Linked DNA regions of Mus musculus: region 1 is linked to region 2. The links are chromatin contacts, found by Hi-C or POLR2A ChIA-PET in ENCODE. All regions are on one chromosome and are shown on one strand. Each heading gives the region's core, a stretch centred on a gene start or an enhancer-like site at or near the end of the contact. The rest is flanking DNA. Distances are from core to core; before and after follow the strand shown.

Region 1 (2,700 bases), core at 2-2,501, 2.0 Mb after region 2:
CTTATACACATTTGGTGATACTGATAGTGTGTTGGAAATAATAACCTGATAAGGAAATACTTCTAGGAAGAGTATTAAAATAGTGTTTATTTGGGGTTTCTATTGCTGTGATAAAACACTACTATCAAAAGCAACTCAGGCAGGAAAGGGTTTATTAGGCTTACAGTTCTGCATCACTGTTCATCACTGAAGGAGGTGAGGAATAGGAAATCAATCAGGGAAGGAACCTGGAGGCAGGAGCTGGTTGCAAAGGCCATGGAAAGGTGCTGCTTACAGACTTGCTCTATGTTGACCCTCCCCCCAGCCTGTTTTCCTGTAGAACACAGGCCCACCAGCCCAGGAACCGCACCACCTACAATGTGCAGGACCCTTCCCTCATAAGGCACTAATTAAGAAATCCTCTACTGATTTGTCTACAGATTCATTTTATGGAGGAATTTTTTCAAATGAGGTTCCTCCTGTATGATGGCTCTAGTTTGTGTCAAGTTGGAATAAAACTATCCAGCACAAATAGTAACAGGTAAAAATATTTATGTAGTACTTCTTTGAAACAATCTCTTCTAATGTAGTACCCAAGCAAACAAACTGTGGGCACCATTATCAGACAAGTTTTATAAGTATAAAGGGGGAACAGGAAAATGACCAGTTCCAATATCTCTGAATTCATTACTTTGAACGAGAGCATACACTGTGTAGGGGTGGCAAAATAGAATACAAGCATCATGCAGTTTTCCCGCTCTAATAAAAAATATAGCAATCCAAACCAGCAATGAATGGATTCCAGACAGGGAATAGCCAAGTGCATCTATATGACTAGGCAAAGGGGCTTGACCTATGTTGACAAGTAGAATTTTAATAAATTCTACTTATACCGATTCTATTTCAATTTCTATTAAAAAAATTCTCTTGTAATTTATTTTTAAAAGTATCTTTCACATTTGAATTTTTAGGTTTTAAGAAACAATAATCACATGGTCTTTTGGCACCTGTTGAATTTTTTAAAAAGATGTTTTAAACCTAAATACTTTACAGGGGTATTTGTTTTAATCCTCCAGGTACTGGTCCATAAAAATGTAACTCCTTGCTAAAATCCTTATAGAACAATATAACATATAATAAAAGCAGTATACTCAAATCTGGGGAAACCTGAGAGACTCCATGTCTGCATGTGCCCTATACAGTACTCCAGAGTCACCGCCCTGAAATGGGCTGAGCAAAAGAAGCCTTTGGTCCCCGCCCACTTGAAGTTCTCAACCAGGTCCGATAAGAGCCTATAATAACACAGCGAATTCTTAGTTCACCAGCTTCCTACTGAAAGCTTGTAAGAATTTAACTATGTCTGGTCGCGGCAAGGGAGGAAAAGGCCTGGGCAAAGGTGGCGCTAAGCGCCATCGCAAAGTGCTGCGCGACAACATCCAGGGCATCACCAAGCCCGCCATCCGCCGCCTGGCCCGGCGCGGGGGAGTGAAGCGCATCTCCGGCCTCATCTACGAGGAGACCCGCGGTGTGCTGAAGGTGTTCCTGGAGAACGTGATCCGCGACGCCGTCACCTACACGGAGCACGCCAAGCGCAAGACCGTCACCGCCATGGACGTGGTCTACGCGCTCAAGCGCCAGGGCCGCACCCTCTACGGATTCGGGGGTTAAGGGACTAAAGCGATTTTCTTAACTGTTACAAAAGGTCCTTTTCAGGACCACTCACTGAATTCCTTAAAAAGCTGTGCATTTTGCTCCCTCACCCTTCCCCCACACTGGCAGCGGCCCTCACTAATAGCTTCAGCTTTAACTCAGGCTGTGGATAGTCAGCATAGTTGAGATTCCCCACCCCCACCCCTCCAGGCTGAATTTGTGCACAAAGTACAGCCTCACCTTGTACAAATTGTTAAAAGTAGGACACTTCAAGGCTCTTTTCTCAGGATTGGTTCAAGGACGGTTAAACAGTCTTGAAAACCTGGAATTTTGGGGAAAGGTGTTAGAACCTCTAGGTTCAACGACTCATTACCACCGCCTGAAAATAACCTTGGGTAGGTGAACAAAGGTAACCATCCAGATGAGAATTTACTAAAGAAACAGGCTCATCGGGTCCTGGAGGTAAAAACAATTGAGTAAAGAGTGAAGCTTTGATACACATGATGTTTTCTTGACCAGCCCTTTCAAACAGTTCATTAAAACAAATATTGACATAAAATCTACATCGTATTAATTACTACAGGTAATGCCAGGATAATATAAAATGTAAGGATGTGTAATACAGGTTATTTTGTATATACCACTGACACCATGTACAGGGCTTCAACATTTTCATATAGTGGTATGGGTCTTTAATTCTGTTCCCATGAATTTTGACAGTCGACTAAATAGTGAAACTAAATGAGATTAATGGCATAAAACACAATGTAGTGTAACATTTGTAGCGTGAAGAAACAAACTGATTTACATCCAAAACGAAGTTTTAGCCAACACACTACACACTGACCAACAGCTGTCATCCCAGTACTCCAGAAATGGATGCAGAAGTCAGCATATGTTCTGTGCCATTCAGAGACTCAGAAATGATAGTATATGCCAGTATGTGTTATATACTCTTAGTTCTTGGACCCTTTCATCAGCCCTAGAACTGCATCTTGTTAACAATGGAACACTAAAAAAAATACACAATTGTTGTTAATAGCACAGGGTAGAACTATTCAGGCATTTGTG
Region 2 (2,700 bases), core at 25-2,524:
TAAAGGGGAGAGGGTTAACCTATAAGTGGAACCTGTAAAGAAGAAGGAGGAGCAGGGAGGAGGGGAAGAAGGTGGGTAAGGGGAAGAGGCTAATTGTGCATGGCCTTTAGCTCAGAGGGGAAGACAGAAGGCATTGGTATAGGCAAGAAGACTTCAGTAAGCAGAGTATGTGATTTTTGGGGGGGGGGGGTGGGGGAGGTGGGGTGGGATTGGGAAAGGATTAGGTGGAATAGGAGAAAGGCCTGGGTGCAGAGAAGAAGGCTGTCCACTAGACAAAGCACTTAGTGTGTAGGAGGGGGAGAGAAGAAGAGAAGGGGTGGAGACCCAGTGATTCAGATGACGGTTGCTCGAGGTCTGAGTCCCTGTATGTCTGAAAATGCTGCAACCTTGGCCTAAGCCATCGAGCACTACAGACGGAGGGACAAGAATTCAGTTCCCCCAAAACGTGAACAAAGGGAGTCCAGACCATTCTTAAACCAGCAGAAAATTTCAAGATCACGAAGGATGTTATAGTCAAGAGTGCCCTCTAGTGGCCATCCAGACGGGTCAGCGTGTACTGAGGGCAGACCAAAGAACAAAGGAAAGTCAGGCATTTTGGATTCCAGCCCACTTTGGATAAATTTTGAAGTAGGCACCCCAAGGGCGACTGAGATAGTGTTTAGACCCTGTCTTGCCCTTTTCCAAGCCAGGGTTGGTTGCCAGAAACTCTTAGGTGAGGGTGATGACATGTTAGCCTGAAGTTTTCTCCAAGCATATGGGGTTGAGGGAAGGACAGCAGACAGGGTTTCCCAGATTGTGTGGTGTGAGCAGGGGTCCAAGCAAACTGTGAACTGAAATCGGCTTAAAGGTTTCTATAAATTCTTATAAACATATTAAAATGGCCTTTTGGAAGTTTGAACTAAAAAAAAAAATTGAAATGCGGTTACAATAGAGAAGGAACACAAGGTAATTCAGAGCACGGTTTGCACGGTGGAAAGTGTGTACTGAGCACCAAAGCGCCTTAGCAGCCGCCTGCAGTGTCCTCTCTGGACGGGGTTACCGGTTGTTAAGGGGCCGCTTGGCTTTCTGTATTTTGTGCAATCAGTGTACTGATTGTGCGCTCGATTCTCCAAACTCTTAAAAGGGCGTGAGGAGCTAGTTCCCTCAGAAAGCACAGACAGGGAAACAAAAGGCGCCCTTTTTCTTTTTGGTAAGTCTTCCCCTCCCCCACGGCCGCGGGCGCAACTTCCCGCCTCCTCCCTGCAGGTTCTCATTTCGGTCCGCCCGCTACAGTATAAAAAGACGGCGCTCAGGCTCCCGGTCAGCATCTCTGTTCTGAGCTGTCCTGAGTGCAGTCATGTCTGGCAGAGGTAAGGGCGGGAAAGGGCTCGGTAAAGGTGGCGCTAAGCGCCACCGCAAAGTGCTGCGCGACAACATCCAGGGCATCACGAAGCCCGCCATCCGCCGCCTGGCCCGGCGCGGGGGAGTGAAGCGCATCTCCGGCCTCATCTACGAGGAGACCCGCGGTGTGCTGAAGGTGTTCCTGGAGAACGTGATCCGCGACGCCGTCACCTACACGGAGCACGCCAAGCGCAAGACCGTCACCGCCATGGACGTGGTCTACGCGCTCAAGCGCCAGGGCCGCACCCTCTACGGGTTCGGCGGCTAAGCTGCTCGCTTACACTATATTTCCCTAAAGGTCCTTTTCAGGACCACCACATCTTTTACAGAAGAGCTGACGCTTGTTAACTGAGAACTGGAGTGAAAACGGCTCGTAACAGGTTGTCCAATCAGAACGAACATGTATGTGCTTAATTTGCATGCGGAACAATGCTAGGAAAGCTGAATAGTCCTGTCAAGTGGTGAGTTCACTAGGTGTTCACATGGTTTCACTCTTTTTATTTGTTCTAGGCAGTTTTATTATACTTGCCCATTTTTCTGCTTCCACCTCTTAAGGATGCTTCCCTACTTAAGTCATTTCATACCTTGCGACAGACCACTTAAGTTCAGGATTTGTACATTCAGTTGTGTAGAATGAGGTTGATCTGGCTTTATAAACTATGCTGTCTCGGATGCAATAAAATTCTGAATAAAACTGCCAATATGGGGGAGGTGTGAATTTCTGAATTGAGTTTTTATAAGCCATAAAACTTTAATTAATAAATCATAAAACGGCCAAGAGTCAACAGTTAATGAAGGTACACTGTTACTACGTTTACACTTCCACATAAATGTCAATAGAAACAATTTAAGTTGTCCAATGCTTGCGTTTAGTCTGTTCCACATGGGAGAGAGCATGTGGTTTTGCTTAATACACATTCTAATTCCATGTATTTTCCTGCATGTTTTATGACTTCATTTTTCTTTAGAGATGAGTAATATTTATGTATGTTTGCTTGATTAACAAATTTTTCATTATCCATTTCTCTGTAGATGGGCAACTAGGTTGATTCCAATTCTTTGTTATTGTGAATAAAGCAGTAATTAACATTGAGGTAAAAAAATATCTCTATGATTCTCTATATTCTTTGAATATATGCTCAGGTTTAAAATAACTTTGTCATATTGGAGTTCTATTTTTAATTTTTTGAGAATATCCGAACTGATTTCCACAGTGGCTGTATTGATTTGTACCCCACCCCGCACCCCAATACCAGTAAATCAGAGTTCCCTCCACATCCTTGCCAACATTTGTTGATGGCTTTCATCCTAACTGAAGTG

What was found. Hi-C counts contacts between places; a loop is a spot of excess contacts on that map. ChIA-PET counts read pairs that join two places held with the same protein, here RNA polymerase II (POLR2A).
Region 1: a loop to region 2 is called in a map of T-helper 2 cell, with 6 times the contacts of the local background. The contact joins the promoter of H4c2 here to the promoter of H4c11 in region 2. A Hi-C loop is called at or near these places in 1 of 37 maps with a recorded cell type or tissue (T-helper 2 cell). POLR2A ChIA-PET finds 5 or more read pairs at or near these places in 2 of 5 experiments (Patski and embryonic stem cell).

The regions. Positions count from the first base shown.
Region 1 is chr13:23,755,686-23,758,385 of GRCm38, forward strand. It overlaps H4c2 (H4 clustered histone 2), which reads left to right and starts at 1,252. Exons shown (of 1, transcript NM_178193.2): 1 at 1,252-1,701. The coding sequence starts at 1,336. The coding sequence ends at 1,647.
Region 2 is chr13:21,733,760-21,736,459 of GRCm38, forward strand. It overlaps H4c11 (H4 clustered histone 11), which reads left to right and starts at 1,275. Exons shown (of 1, transcript NM_178210.2): 1 at 1,275-1,697. The coding sequence starts at 1,337. The coding sequence ends at 1,648.